Linked DNA regions of Homo sapiens: regions 1 and 2 are each linked to region 3. The links are chromatin contacts, found by Hi-C or POLR2A ChIA-PET in ENCODE. All regions are on one chromosome and are shown on one strand. The core of a region is the stretch at or near the end of the contact, and the rest is flanking DNA. Distances in the headings are between cores, read along the strand shown. Region 1 holds the start of YY1AP1 (YY1 associated protein 1). Region 2 holds the start of SYT11 (synaptotagmin 11). Region 3 holds the start of ADAR (adenosine deaminase RNA specific).

Region 1 (4,955 bases), core at 262-2,761, 1.1 Mb after region 3:
TCTTAAGACCACAACTGGCTATGCCAAGTTTCTCCCCTCCCTGACCTCACAGACACATGCTGTACAGAACACTACCATTGCCGCTCTTTCCCAACAAGTAACTAGGGGCTCCCAATCCCTAAAATACACACACATATCAACCTGCAAGGAACCTCCCAACATTTATTCAAGAAATAAGCTAACTTATAAGGGGAACTCCATTACACTTACACAAATAAAGGCAAACTCTTACGGAAACACTTGCCATCCTCACATACACACACCAACACAGCCGCTACACACCAACAGACCATCTGTCTGCTAGACCAAAAACATCTCTTTCCATGTACAAACTAACCAGTGACATTTATTAAACGTACAACACTGAGATCATCCTGTCGTTCCCACATACCGTTCAACGCGGCAGGGACACCACAGACCTTGTCACACAGGTAAAATCCCCTCTCAAGATCGTGTCCTCGACCACTCTTATCCCTTAATTAAACACACACAAACTGGACTATGGGGGAGGCTCCGATCATGCCTACAAACACAAACTAACCTGTCAGGGGCACAGCCGACTCCGCCTCCACTCGCTTACTTCCCAGCCCCCTCCGGGAGTCTGCCTGTCAGGGACACCCCTTCACCCCGCCTGGAGGGACTTCCCGGTAGGCTCAGGATCCCCCTCCCTGCTCTCCCCTCCCCCATCTTCACCACTGCTCTCCCAGAGGTCCAGGTCCGGGAGATGACAGTGGCTCCCAGAAAGCCCAGGATTCAATCGCTGAGAGAGTGCTTAGGCCCGAATGCCGGCCCAAATCGTTCTACTCACCGTGTCGGAGGCCGAGAGCGATGAGAGTACAGGGAAGTGAGGAAGAGGGGGTGGCCGCCAGGCTCCTCCGCTTCCCTGGGTCCACCGCGGATCCCTCCCGCTTGTCAGGAGGCGGCCAGCGGGTAAGCCGACTGGCGGAAATGCGAGAGAGGAGAAGGGAAAGGTGGAGGGCTAAAGGGGCAAACTGAGAGGAGGCGGATCCCGCAACCGACACTGGGATCGTTTCCCCTCGCAAAGCGAACCCAAAATGGCGGCGGCAGCGGCGGCAGCAGAGTGGCCGCGGCAGCTCCTCCAGAGGGAGGGAGCTAAGGGCGCCTAGCGACACCCCCAACCTCCCACTCCTCCCTCCTCGCGTTCTTCCCCACGGTCCCCCGCTTCGCCCGACTCCGGCCATGTAGCGCGCACGTCAGCCCGCACGCGTACGAGTGTCTACGGGCTCGTCGCTGGCTGCTCCCACCAACCACCACCTTCGGCCGTCCTGCGAGCCAGCCATCCCGTACGCGCTCACCCACGGGAACCTCCTCGCCCAGTTCTCCACTCCCCCTCAGACCCTGTCAAGCCGGCTCCAGCGCAGGCCCTCACGCGTACCTTCAGCGGCGCGAGCCCAAGCCTTCTCCACCTCCTCTTCTCTCCTCCCCCTCCCTCCCCGCCCGCACGGCCACCAACCGCCGCCAAAGCAGCCGCCGCCAGCACCCCCACCCTACACTCCTCGCGCGTGCGCCTCCCACAGTCCCCACCGCGGGACTGTTCCATTCCTGGCGGCTGCAGGGGCAGGAGAGGAAGGGACCGGCAAAGCGAGTCTGGCTTGCCGTTTGACTGGAATTGCCAGGGTGGCCGGCCGAGTCCCATGACAACCTACCTCCCTGGGTTCGTCGCCGCGGCGCTGCGGCTCGCCTCCTCCTCCATGGGACCGCGGCGAGGGGATCGAGGGCGGCCTAGCGCCCCTCTGCCGGCCGGTGGTTGGAGGCCGCGGCGGCTGCGCGTTGAGTCGTTTCCTGCCGGATGACCCGACCCTTTTTTGCAGTCTCAGGACGGGCGCTTTGGAGCCGGCCCCAGGCAGCGTGTGTCGGTCGCCTAGTCTGGAGAACTAGTCCTCGACTCACGGTGAGGGAATGGACCGACACGGGTATTGTACCGCTGAGGGAAAGGAGCGGGACTCCGGACCTCCAGGAGGTAGGGAGTGAGGCCGGTAGACCGGCGCGCCTCCGGGGGGGATTCCTCCCGGGCGTTGAGTTGCCAACCTGGGACCCGAGGAAGTTCGGCGTGGTGGTGTGCTTTTTGTTGTTGTTAACCCTCCTCGGATTTCTCGAATTTCACACCACTGTCCATATGCGATGATGTTTGTTTGCCCTTGACGCACTTACTCATGGATGGTACTTCAGCCTCGTTAGACAGCCTGGTGATGGAGGATGAAGAAACCATGTGCTTCTCATTCAGTTCTGGACTCAGTTTCCCTTGTCTTCAGCAAGTTATTTTTGTTAGTTCCTTATCAAAAAGTGTACATAAAAATTAGGCAACTCCAAACATGCCTCCAGGGTTGGTGTGTGAAATAATAAGATAGGGCTGGGCGCGGTGGCTCACGCCTGTAATCCCAGCACTTTGGGAGGCCGAGGCAGGTGGATGACAAGGTGAAGAGATCGAGACAATCCTGGCCAACATGGTGAAACCCCGTCTCTACTAAAAATACAAATATTAGCCGGCCGTGGTGGCGGGCGCCTGTAGCCCCAGCTACTCGGGAGGCTGAGGCAGGAGAATTGCTTGAACCCGGGCGGCGGAAGTTGCAGTGAGCCGAGATCGCGCCACTGCACTCCAGCCTGGCGACAAAGCGAGACTCCGTCACACACACACACACACACACGAAATAATAATATATGTAAAGTGGAATTAGCTCCTAGGCATAGGGAAGGTGCAGAGTATTGCCGTGTTGTCATTTACAGTTCTGTTGATGTCGATAACGTTTGTGGGTGTAATGGGTAGTGTTCTGTCCCTCCAAGTCGTTAATAAAACAAAGCAGGCCGGGCGTCTTGTTAAATAGTTGTATCAATGACTTGATTTAGATTAATGAGGATATATTTTTCAAATTTATGCCTTTTACAAAATTTTTAAAGAGTAGGTAATGTCGGTGATAGATATAAAGAAAGGAAAAGATCTCCAGATGTGGAATCTTCTACTGGATCCTGTAACAGAAAGAAGACATTAGGCTGGGCGCAGTGGCTCACACCTGTAATCTCAGCACTTTGGGAGGCGGAGGAGGGCGCATTGCTTGAGCCTAGGAGTTCGAGACCAGCTTAGGCAACACGGTGAAACCCCATCTCTACAAAAAGACACAAAAATTAGACAGGTGTGGCACACGCTTGTAGTCTGAGCTACTTGGGAGGCTGAAGCAGGAGGATTGAGGAAGAGGTTGCAAAGTTAGCCGAGATCACGCCATCACACTGCAGCCTAGGTGACAGAGCGAGACCCTGTCTCAAAAAAAGAAAGAAGACATTAGCAGAAAAGCTGAGGAAATGCAAATAAAGTCTGCAATTTTTAAATAGTATTGTACCAGCTTTAATTTCTTAATTTTGAAAATTGTACCATGGTCATATGTATGTAACATTAAGGAAACTCTAATGAAAATTGTAAGAAAGCACTTTGTACTACCTTTGCAACTCTTCTGTAAATTTACACTTTTTTTTGTTTGTTTGCTTTGAGATAGGATCTATGTCGCCAAGGCTGGAAGGCAGTAGTGCAGTCCTGGCTCACTGCAACCTCAAGCTCCTTGGCTCAAGGGATCCTCCCACCTCAGCCATCTGAGCAACTAGGACTACAGGCACATGCCACCACATCCAGCTAATTTATTTTATTTTTTTTTTGAGACGGAGTCTCGCTCTGTCACCCAGGCTGGAGTGCAGTGGCGCGATCTCGGCTCACTGCAAGCTCCGCCTCCCGGGTTCGCGCCATTCTCCTACCTCAGCCTCCTGAGTAGCTGGGACTACAGGCACCCGCCACCACGTCCAGCTAATTTTTTGTATTTTTAGTAGAGACGGGGTTTCACCGTGTTAGCCAGGCTGGTCTCGATCTCCTGACCTCATGATCCACCTGCCTCAGCCTCCCAAAGTGCTGGGATTACAGGCGTGAGCCACCATGCCCAGCCTCCACTATCGAACTTTAGAACATTTTTTATCACCCCCAAAAGAATCTTATCAGTAAGTTGCTTTCCATTCCTCCCTCCCATTGCCTCTCGCAACCACTAAATCAGTTTATGTAATTAATAAGCAAATTATGGACATTTCATGTAATTGAAATCATACTATATGCAACTGTCTTCTTTTACTTTGTTTTGAAGGTTCATCCAGTTGTGTAATGCATCAGAACTTTGTTTCGTATTGCCAAATAATATTCCATTATATGGCTATACCACGTTATGTTTATTCATCAATTGATGGACATGTGAGGTATTTCCACTTTTTGGCTCTTATGCATAATACTGCTACGAACATTTGTGTACAACTTTTGCATACACTTGTTTTTATTTCTCTTTTATACCTGAGAGTGGAATTGCAGGTTCATATGGTAACTCCATGTTTTACCTTTTGAGGAACTGCCAAACTTTTCCAAAGTGGCCTCACCGCTTAAAAAATCCTAACAGCAACATATAAGAATCCTAGTTTTTCCAGATTCTATCCAACACATGTTATTATCAGTTCTTTTGAATTTCATCATTCTAGTGGGTGTGAAGTGTATCTCATTGTGGTTTTTATTTGCATTTTCTTAATTTTGGGGGACCAGTCTCAGCACCACCCGTAGGGTATCCGAAGTCCGGTGGCGACAAAGGAATGAGAAGAGACAGGTTAAGTGTTCATAAAGGTGGGAGCCAGGGGGCCAGTTGCAAAATGGAGGCTGCAAAAGGCCCAGAGTTCTGATCTCCACACTGTTTATTGAGTACAGTCACTTAGATCTAAGAAGCAGATGTTCAGGGCGAAACAGTCAAAGGGAAGCAGTACGTCATACACATAATCTGTAGCAGTGGCGGTTTAAGTGAATCTCCTTTGTGCTTAAACAACGTATCTTTAGTTAGCTGGTGGGAGTGGGCTTAACTAGGAGCCTGCATATCTAGCCACATTCCAGTGCTTCAGAGGAGCGTCTTTCTTCTTGAGCACAGTGT
Region 2 (4,728 bases), core at 27-2,526, 1.3 Mb after region 3:
TGGAAAAATACTTTCAACCCCCTCATTTTACAGGTAAACCACCAACACAAATTTATACATTTGAACTAATCCTATCTGTAAACAGAATCCAACGGATGAAATTATCCACAGCCAAAATGAAGGTTGAAATTTATGCAAACATGGCAGTAGTCTGACTAACCTGAATCACACCAACTCTCCCAAATACCAAGGAAGACTCCAGAAGCTCGGAGTTTCATGTGTGTTGTTCTTTGACCTACAGAATACACAGATCTTTCGGTTTGGCCTCTCTCATACGAAACCCTAAGCACTTGAGGTTCATGAAAAAAATTCAACACTGATTAACTTTGGCACTTTTCATTAGTTGTTTTTTTTTTTTTTTTTAAACAGCTTTGCATACCACAATATCCATCTGTTTTACGTGTACAACCAAATTTTTTTTTTTTTTTTTTTTTCAGACGGAGTCTTGTTCTGTTGCCCAGGCTGGAGTGCAGTGGCGCGATCTCGGTTCACTGCAACCTCCACCTCCTGGGCTCAAGCGATCCTCGTGTCTCAGCCTCCCAAGTAGCGTGTGCCACCACGCCCGGCTAATCTTTGTATTTTTAGTAGAGATGGGGGTTTCACCATGCTGGCCAGGCTGGTCTCGAACTCCTGACCTCAAGTGATCTGCCCGCCTTGGCCTCCCAAAGGTTTGGGATTACAGGCATGAGCCACCGTGCCCGGCTGTTTTTTTAAAATTAGTAAATGTTCAGAGTTGTGCAACCATCCCCAGGTTTGGTCTTTCATCAGAGTTTCTGAGGTTTAAGACAGTTTCCATCCACTGTGAAATATAAGCCAAAAAAAAAAGTTCTGTAATAACCTTTAGCGGTCTCAGAAATGCATAATGATGGCAGTCGATACTGAAATCCAGGCAGTACAGAATTTTATTTTCCCAAAATTCTGGAACTCAGGACCGAGAACATTTTGCTGCTGTATTAAAGCCCAGAAAACTGAAATCAGAGGATTTCATATAATAATCTACCTATGCTTCTTACCCTTCAGTACTTTCTCGTTTTGGAACCACAGCGCGTCAGTGGGCGCGGCCTCATTCTCGGGAAAACTCGGCGGTGGGAGGAGTCCCCTCCGGGAGAGCTTCCTGAAGGGGGCGAGGGCTGACTTCCGTAATCTTTCGGAAGAGGCGGAGTCTTCTTCCGAGGACCATTCGGAAGAGGCGGAGTCTTCTTCCGAGGACCATTCGGAAGAAGGCGGAGCCTACCTCTCATCAGGACCAGTCTGACTGCACCTGCATCCTTAGCTCAGCGCATCCCCGGAGCATCTTAAGAGCTGAGCGCAGCTGACAACTAGGGGCCGGACCGTCGCAGGAGGCGTCCGCTGGATACCTTCCCCCTTCCCTGACCTAGAGCTCTACAGCTGCTGCCTCGGTACTGACCGAGGGTTCCCAGAGCTGTCTCACCATTGCAAAAACGTTATAGCAACAGCCTCTGATTACGACATGGCTGAGATCACCAATATCCGACCTAGCTTTGGTAAGTAGACTCGGGAAAACTAAGCTTGAGGTGGTCAGAATGGTTGCAAGGCCAAGGGGGCCCAGCGGCAGGGCAGAGAATGCAGCCCAGACCAGAGCCTTCAAAATGCCAGCCCCACTAAAATCGGGCCTGTGGTGGTGGGTAGTGGGTAGTGGGCAGTTGACAGTGCATGAACTTGAGCTATGGGCTGCAGGGACTGGCAGGGCCTGAGCCACACCGAGGGTGGGGAAGTCCAGGATGCTAAAACCTTGTATGGTGCACTGTCAGCACTGCTGGAGGTGAGAAACAGCAAGCGTGCGGAGGATGTGAACCCCTCCTTCTGGGGGAGGAGAGGTGGGGTAGGCCAAGCCCTCCCCCTTGGGGCACACAGGGCGGTGCCCCTTCCTCCCCCTCCCATTCCTAAGGGCTGCGGGGGAGGGAAGTGACAAGGGGGATGGGGCATCAAGATGGCAGCTTGGAGACTGTGGGCCGTGTGGCTGGCAGCCAGGGGAGGCGGCGGCCTCTGGGGAAAGAGGGGTGCGGGGTGGGGAGCAAAAAGGAAGCCACTCCTTAAGCCGGTCAGCTGGATGCTGGGGCTAGGAGGAAACGTGAGCCCTGCAAGCTCCATTCCGCATCGTAATGGTGGGGTCCCTCCGATGCTACCAAATGGCGCTTGGCGCTGCTGGGCTGGGGGATGACGTGATGTCTATTTCTGGGCCTCCTGGCAGCGCCGACGCTCTCCTTCCGGGGCCTTTGTTCCCTGTTTCCCTGGGCCGCCTTTTCAAAAAGGGGGACTGACCAGCGTTGATGCTGGCGGGGGCGCGATCCAGGCCGGAGGGGGAGGGGCGAAAGAGGCCCAGCCCGGGGGAGGCCGCTTTGTGTACCGCAGAAAGCATTACGTCATTTCAGAGCGGCTGGTCCCCGACCCAGCCCTGTGGGCTCCAAGATTAGTTTTACACTCTCTGGAGCAGAAAGTGGAGTGGAAAATAGGGAAGAAGGTGGCAAAGACAAGCTTGAGAAGGAAGTTTTTTCCTCTTTGGGGACTCCTGCAGTATATGCTAAAGGAGCAAACTTCCTGTGTTATGCTTTCCTGATCAAATAAATAAAATATAATTGCCCTGCTTCTCCTTGATTCAGTTTAGATGGGGGAAGCCAGTGAGAGTTGCTGCCAAAGAACCTTCTTATTCCTTCAGGGATTCTATCCCTCAGACAATCCAGTAGGTTTGAGCATCGGGACTCCAGTTTTTAGGGTGGAGACACAATCCAGCTAGGAAATGGCTTTTCTCATTCCTGAATAAGAGGTACAGTGAAATGAGCAGAATCCAGTGTGCTCTATCCCCTCAGAATAAGGAAGAAGAAATCAAATCAGATGTGTTCAGATAACTGATCTTCACACTCATTAACTACTTGTTCTCACTTATTCCACAAGGCTAAATCTTGATGGTATTTTTTCTTCCACTTCACCTTCCGCATCTTTATTCTTTGAGTTCTAAGTTTCCAAAACAAAAGTCCCTTTCATGATCACATGAGCAATCCATGATTTCTTCCTGTTCTTTTTCTTCTTATTCCCTTCCAACAGATTCCTTTCTCTAACTGCAGTTCCAGAATCCTTGAAAAAAGGAGATGGTGTGGAACATAATATAGTGATTTCTCTTAGAGGGACTATTATTGGGAAAGGGAAAATAAATTATATCAGCCTGTTACATACTACATTTTATTTAATCCTAACAAATACCCTCGAGTGTATGTATTATTATATATACTTGCCAGACAAGGAAACCAAAGCTCAGAAATAAAATAACTTGGCTAAAGCCAAACAAATGACTAAAGGTAGCACTAGTTTGTTTTTGTTTTTGTTTTTGAGACGGAGTTTCGATCTTGTTGCCCAGGTTGGAGTGCAATGGCGTGATCTTGGCCCACCACAACCTCTGCCTCCTGGGTTCAAGCGATTATCCTGCCTCAGCCTCCCAAGTAGCTGGGATTACAGACAAGTGCCACCACACCCAGCTAATTTTGTATTTTTAGTAGAGATGGGGTTTCTCCATGTTGGTCAGGCTGGTCTTGAACTCCCGACCTCAGGTGATCTGCCTACCTTGGCCTCCCAAAGTCCTGGGATTACAGGTGTGAGCCACTGCACCTGGCCAATGCTAGGATTTAAACCAATGTCTGGCTGAAGCCAAAATTTATTCTCATTCCATTGTATTATATTTGTCTACTTGACTGCGAAAAGCTATGTTTAGGAAAGGGGGTGTCAATAAAAGCAGTTCTGGTCAGAAGCTGAAGGAGCTGGCCAATAGCCCAGATGTGTCTTGCAGGTCTTTAAACCATTACAGAGGATCTCCTACATAGAGAACTACCACTTCCAACTTTTTCACATCTCATAGAGTACTTCATTTCAAATGCCACAGCACTTGGGTGATACACCAAGCCAACACTCAATTATCCATGACCATGAAGGACAAAAGGAGCGAGAAGCACAGGTCACTGCAATTTATAGCTACTTTAAAACACTCACTTCAGCCATTAGTTTCAACTTCCATTTCCCACCAAGCTTTGGACTAAAGCAAGACAGAGAGCTCTAGGTTTTAATATCTTTGATGATTCTAGCTCATTGTCTTGGTTTCAGGGAGAGAGGCAAGAGTTAACAAATACTAAAATGAAGAAAGAACAGCAAAAATAGGAAACAAGGCCAGGGGGAACAACTAGATAATTCAAAGATGCGTTCATCTGTTTCTCTTCTTTTCCTTCTCTATCCTCCTGGAATATGAGAATTCTTCATCTTCTCTCTTTTCTACCCTATCTCCATTTTCTAACAATAAAAGTTGATGCATTGTAAATATGTAAGCAGCAGTGGGTTGCCCCCCGCTCCTCCACCGCACTGCTGCAGGGAATAAATCTATGATAGAGCCAAAAGAATTGCCCAGGTGTCTCCTAATCTAAGCCTTCAGATCTCTCTTTATGATCATTCCAAAAAATATGCCTGTCTTGGTAGTTTGCTGTGTTCCTCTTCTCATAGAGACAGTGTTCAGTTTCACTAATGAGTAGCAAACAATTTGCAGGAAAGCACCTGATTGATGAATGGAGAGCCACTTCCTTAGGCTGTGCCCATTCTTAATGGCAACTGAATCCAATTAGTTGTTCAACCAAATATTTACTGAACTCCTATTAGAAGCAAGAGACTCTTGAGGGATTCAAAGATCCATAGGATATTGTTCCTGCCTGCCTTCAAGTAGCTTACTACCAA
Region 3 (4,773 bases), core at 1,551-4,050:
TACTCAGCACCTGTTAAACCATTTACTTTCCCTCGTATCAGAGCTACTGGATTTTTTTTTTTTTTATGGCACACACACATTGCAGTGTCTGAAAGGTAATTAACATTAGGTGTCCTATAAGTTATACTCAACTCTCCACTCTCAATATTCCCAACACAGTACTGATGAGGGGCTTCAGTTGATTCCATGGTGAGCTCTTGGGGGTCAAGGACTATGCTTCAATCATCTCAACCTCTCTAGCACTTGGCACAAAGCTGATTCTCAACAAACATTTGTTGAATTAATGACTGCATGAACAAGACGCCACTATGCAAGCAATCATTTCTTTCTTGTTCCTCTTGCTGCACCCTCACGCCCACCATATTGCTAGGGACAGAGGCAAATGTGTGTACAGAGTGAGTGCTGGCTCCCAGAGCTGAATTATGGGACTTAGGGGTTCTCCTATTAGCTCTTTGAGTGACCTTGGGAAAAAAAAATTGTGTTTCAAAGTGGCTAGAGTCAGTTAAAAGCTAAATGTTTTTTAAACTGCTACTCTTGGCCCAAATCTGGAAAATATTTTAATGTCTGTCTATAGAAGAATTAAATTATGAAACATTCATTCTATGGAATAGTACTCACACGGTTATTTTTTTTCTTGTGAGACGGAGTCTCGCTCTGTTGCCAAGCTGGAGTGCAGTGGCATGATCTCGGCTCACTGCAATCAGGCTGGAGTGCAGTGTGATCTCAGCTCACTGCAATCTCCGCCTCCCGGGTTCAAGTGATTCTCCTGCCTCAGCCTCCGGAGTAGCTGGGATTACAGGCGCACGCCACCACACCCAGCTAATTTTTGTATTTTTAGTAGAGATGGGGTTTCACCATGCTGGCCAGGATGGTGTCGATCTCCTGATCCGCCCTCCTCGGCCTCCCAAAGTGCTGGGATTACAGGCATGAGCTACCACGCCCGGCCAGTTATTTTATTTTTTTAAAATGTGTCATATCTATTTGTATTCACCTGGGGATAATTTAGGAATCATATAATGTTCAATAAAACAACAAAAAGTTGTAGAATAGTATGTACATTATAATTTTTTTCCCTAAACAAAAAGAGAAAATCCATGAATGTGTATGTGTGCGCACAATGGAATGAACACAGAGAAAAGAAAGGAGATGTAAGTTTGCTAAGGATATCTTAGGGCAGTAGGGTTAGAGGGAGAGGAGGAGATTATTAATCTTTCTTTTTGCCCCCCTTAAATCCCCTAAACACCAAGCCACCGTTGAGTACAGCCATTTGGAAAGCTACGGAATAGGAGAGCAAGAAAGTGAGCAAGCAACCCACAGTGATCCTTTCTAAATCTCTCAGCATCACCTCTATGCAAATTACATAACAACTCATTTAACATTCATTGCCTCCCAGATTTCACTTTAATCTGGTCTCACATATTTAGGATCAAGAGATAAGCACTACCCCCTTTGCCTTTACCACACAGGTTCCACAGTGCAATACACTGACACCTGTGCAGAAATGCTTTTCCTTCAAGTTAGGCGTCCTTAATCCTTTCAAAGGAGTGCTTAAAAAAAAAAAAATATATATATATCTTAACAAAATTGAGGTATATAATTTAGATACAGTAAAATTTATCCTTTTAAGTGTATAAATCTATGAATTTCGACAATCGCCACCACAATCAAGATATAGAACATTTCTATTTCCCTAAAAAGCTTTTTCATGCCACTCAACAATCAATTTCTTCCACGATACCCAGTCCCTGGCACCCACGGATCCACTTTCCATCCCTATAACTGTGGTTTTTTTTTTCCAGAATGTCATATAAATGGACTCATACAGTATGCAGCCTTTTGAGTCTGGCTTCTCGTGCTTAGCATAACGCACTTGCGAGTCACCCGTGTTGTTACTTGTAACAGTATTTCCTCTTCACTACTAAGCAGTATCCCATTATGTGGATGTATTTCAGTTTATCTGTTAACCTGCTGAAGGCCATTTGTGTTTTCCCAGTTTTTAGCTATAAAGTGGTTAACAAGCTTTCTCCTACAGCTTAAGTGCCATTTTTAACTCCCAGAAGGCCTTCAGGAGGTGGATAAGGTGAGCTGAGGATAGTGTGCGCTGCTCAAAGTCCGAACGTTGTTCAAGTGGGGCTAAAGCGGGGGTAGGGGGTTCCACAAGGGGCCCTAGCAGAAAGGGAGACGATGTGTCTGCCTTGACATGGGCTCAGGCCTTCCTACTCAGACGGGGGCGCATTTTCCCCCAAGCCCTCTTCACGCACTGCTCCATTCTGCAGAATTAATGAGCAGGATACAAATTCACAAATTCCTAAACCAGCAATGCTGCTTGGCAAGACTACACACACACGCACACACACACACACACACTCTCACAAGACGCACAAATTCCTAAACCAGCAATGCTGCTTGGCAAGACGACACACACCCACACACACACACTCACAAGACGCACAAATTCCTAAACCAGCAATGCTGCTTGGCAAGACGACACACACACACACACTCTAACACTCACAAGACGCACACGCTACGCACTGCAACACAAAGCCTGTGAGGTTGTAAACGAACCCAGACGGCGGCGAAGGTCCAAGGCCGGCCCGGCTTACCTGCCGCGGATTCATTGCGCCCGCGAGGCATTGCCCGGCCCGACCCGCCGGCGGCACGACCCTGGCCCGACCGCTGGGCCGCGCCAGCCCCTCGAGGCCCCCACGCCTCCGCTACTCCGCACTGGAAGTGGCCCCGGGGCGTCGGCACGGGAAACTCCGCGGGTCTGCGCGCCGGGCCCAAGATGGCTCCGGTTCAATTTCGCTTTCGTTTCCTCGGAAAGCCTTCCCCTCCGGAAAGTTTGGCCAAGAGGAGGGGCTTGAGCAAATCTTGCGCCACGCTTGGTTTCAGGCCGGTTACAAGTCGAACCCCTCCGCTGCATGAGAACTACGGAAGGTACTTTTTTTTTTTTTTTTGAGGCGGAGTCTCGCTCTTTTTGCCCAGGCTGGAGTGCAATGGCGCAATCTCGGCTCACTGCAACCTCTGCCCCCCGGGTTCAAGCGATTCTCCTGCCTCAGCCTACGGAGTAGCTGGGATTACAGGCGAGCGCCATCACTCCTGGCTTTTTTTTTTTTTTTTTTTTTGTATTTTTAGTAAGAACAGGGTTTCACCACGTTAGCCAGGGTGGTCTCGAACTCCCGGCTTCAAGAGATCCGCCCACCTCGGCCTCCCAAAGTGTTGGGATTACAGGCGTCAGCCCCCGCGCCCGTCCGGTACTGTTTAGGAAAACCGCCGTTTCAGTACTGAGCTCCTAATTCCCCGCACAGGCCGTAGGCAGGAATACACGAATAGAGCAAAAGGAAAACAAAGGCACACAAAACCTCAGGCCAGAAACAGCATGACGCCCGGTCCTCCCTCTCTCCGCGCCAGCGCGGTGGTGGCCGCGTCTCCAATGTGGAGGGGGGGGGGAGGGGATGGGCGGGAGCGCAGATCTCGTCAAACGACCAAGGTCCCCACCGTGGGACCTTGTTAATGCTCCTACTATGTTATAAACTTAAGCAAGCAGATGCCAGCCAGTAAAAAGTACCAAGAGTAGCAACAGCAGCAGTGAACAATTTAGGATCTAGGTCATAAAAACTACCCCACCAGGCAAATGGTTAAGTACTTTACATGTATTATCTCCCTTAATCTTCACAACAGCCCTCCAAGGTAGGCATTATTCCCACTTTGCAGGTGTAGAAACCGAGGCTTGACTAAGGCCACGCTGCTGCCAAATCCAGGTCTGAAGGCTTTAGTAAAGCTCAGTCTTCAGCGCTTCTCTACACTCATTCAAATTACACCATTACTTTCAAAAAGATAACTTTTGTTATCTAGAGGGACAAAAGTCAAATTTGCTTCATGGTCAGGCTTCTCTAACTGCTGGATTTTTGTTCAAGGTATCTGGGAAACGATTATTCTAGGGTTCAACACCATCCTCACCTGTGAGAATGTTCTTTCCCTGTGTTTAATCTTAATTTTACCCCCATGCTTATGAAATTACAAGGCAGTCCCTTTATAGCAGTATCTCCAGCTGATGCCCTTTCATGGTGTTAGTCACTCCAAATTAACATTCCCTTGCAGGCTGGGCTCTGTCTTCCTTCTGGGCCTTTGCACATTCTATTCGTTGGCCTAGCATGCACCTCCTCCACGGCTTCCCGTGAATCAACCTTTCAAATTTACAAGGGAGGCCTTCCCCACAGCAGGTAGGGGGAGAGGAGGGGGAGCAGGTGCTGTTTGTGGTTTCCTACTCCATGCTTCTCGAGTTACTGGGCGCCTACCCCTAATAGGGCACTTGCACACTGCGCTAAAAACGCCCCATTCGATCATTTAACAAAACTTTACTAAGCACCTAATTATGTGGCAGATACTGTGTTAAGCACCCAGGATATGACACAAATAAGAGCGCCATCCTTTAGCTAGTCTGCTAGGGAAGATGGATGCCTCAGTAATCACAATTATCATGTACTTCTTGTTCATATATCTGCCTCTAGAATTGTCAAGTCATCTCCTCGGGGGCAGGAAGCATGTTTTGTATCCTTATATTCGCCTTCAGAGGGCTGGTTAGTTGAAAGAATAACAGACCCCTCAGTAGGTATAACAATGGGCAAAAACAATCGAAAGACAACTTCACAGGAGATAAAAAATATCAAACATATGAAAAGGTTCTCAACCCCATCACATCAGAGAAATGCACAGTATAGCTACAGTGAGCTACTGTCCATTCACCAGACAGACAGCATTAGCCATCTG

What was found. Hi-C counts contacts between places; a loop is a spot of excess contacts on that map. ChIA-PET counts read pairs that join two places held with the same protein, here RNA polymerase II (POLR2A). Pooled maps may share reads with other maps.
Region 1: a loop to region 3 is called in a pooled map, with 8 times the contacts of the local background. The contact joins the promoter of YY1AP1 here to the promoter of ADAR in region 3. A Hi-C loop is called at or near these places in 5 of 50 pooled maps. POLR2A ChIA-PET finds 5 or more read pairs at or near these places in 3 of 52 experiments (AG04450, activated CD4-positive, alpha-beta T cell and activated T-cell).
Region 2: a loop to region 3 is called in a map of CD8-positive, alpha-beta T cell, with 15 times the contacts of the local background. The contact joins the promoter of SYT11 here to the promoter of ADAR in region 3. A Hi-C loop is called at or near these places in 2 of 168 maps with a recorded cell type or tissue (CD8-positive, alpha-beta T cell and naive thymus-derived CD4-positive, alpha-beta T cell) and 9 of 50 pooled maps. POLR2A ChIA-PET finds 5 or more read pairs at or near these places in 1 of 52 experiments (activated CD4-positive, alpha-beta T cell).

The regions. Positions count from the first base shown.
Region 1 is chr1:155,687,263-155,692,217 of GRCh38, forward strand. YY1AP1 (YY1 associated protein 1) reads right to left here and starts at 1,512. Exons shown (of 11, transcript NM_139119.3): 1 at 1,397-1,512; 2 at 809-939. It overlaps DAP3 (death associated protein 3), which reads left to right and starts at 1,829. Exons shown (of 13, transcript NM_004632.4): 1 at 1,829-1,912. It overlaps LOC124904431 (a long non-coding RNA gene), which reads right to left. Exons shown (of 2, transcript XR_007066649.1): 2 at 4,708-4,955. It also overlaps the pseudogene LOC124904430. RefSeq lists enhancers at 918-1,552, 1,928-1,977 and a silencer at 1,388-1,437.
Region 2 is chr1:155,858,291-155,863,018 of GRCh38, forward strand. It overlaps SYT11 (synaptotagmin 11), which reads left to right and starts at 1,277. Exons shown (of 4, transcript NM_152280.5): 1 at 1,277-1,505. The coding sequence starts at 1,472. It also overlaps a transcript of GON4L not described here. RefSeq lists enhancers at 1,118-1,227, 1,418-1,517.
Region 3 is chr1:154,605,386-154,610,158 of GRCh38, forward strand. It overlaps ADAR (adenosine deaminase RNA specific), which reads right to left and starts at 2,801. Exons shown (of 15, transcript NM_001111.5): 1 at 2,607-2,801. The coding sequence starts at 2,621. RefSeq lists a silencer at 2,575-2,684 and enhancers at 2,685-3,074, 3,744-4,737.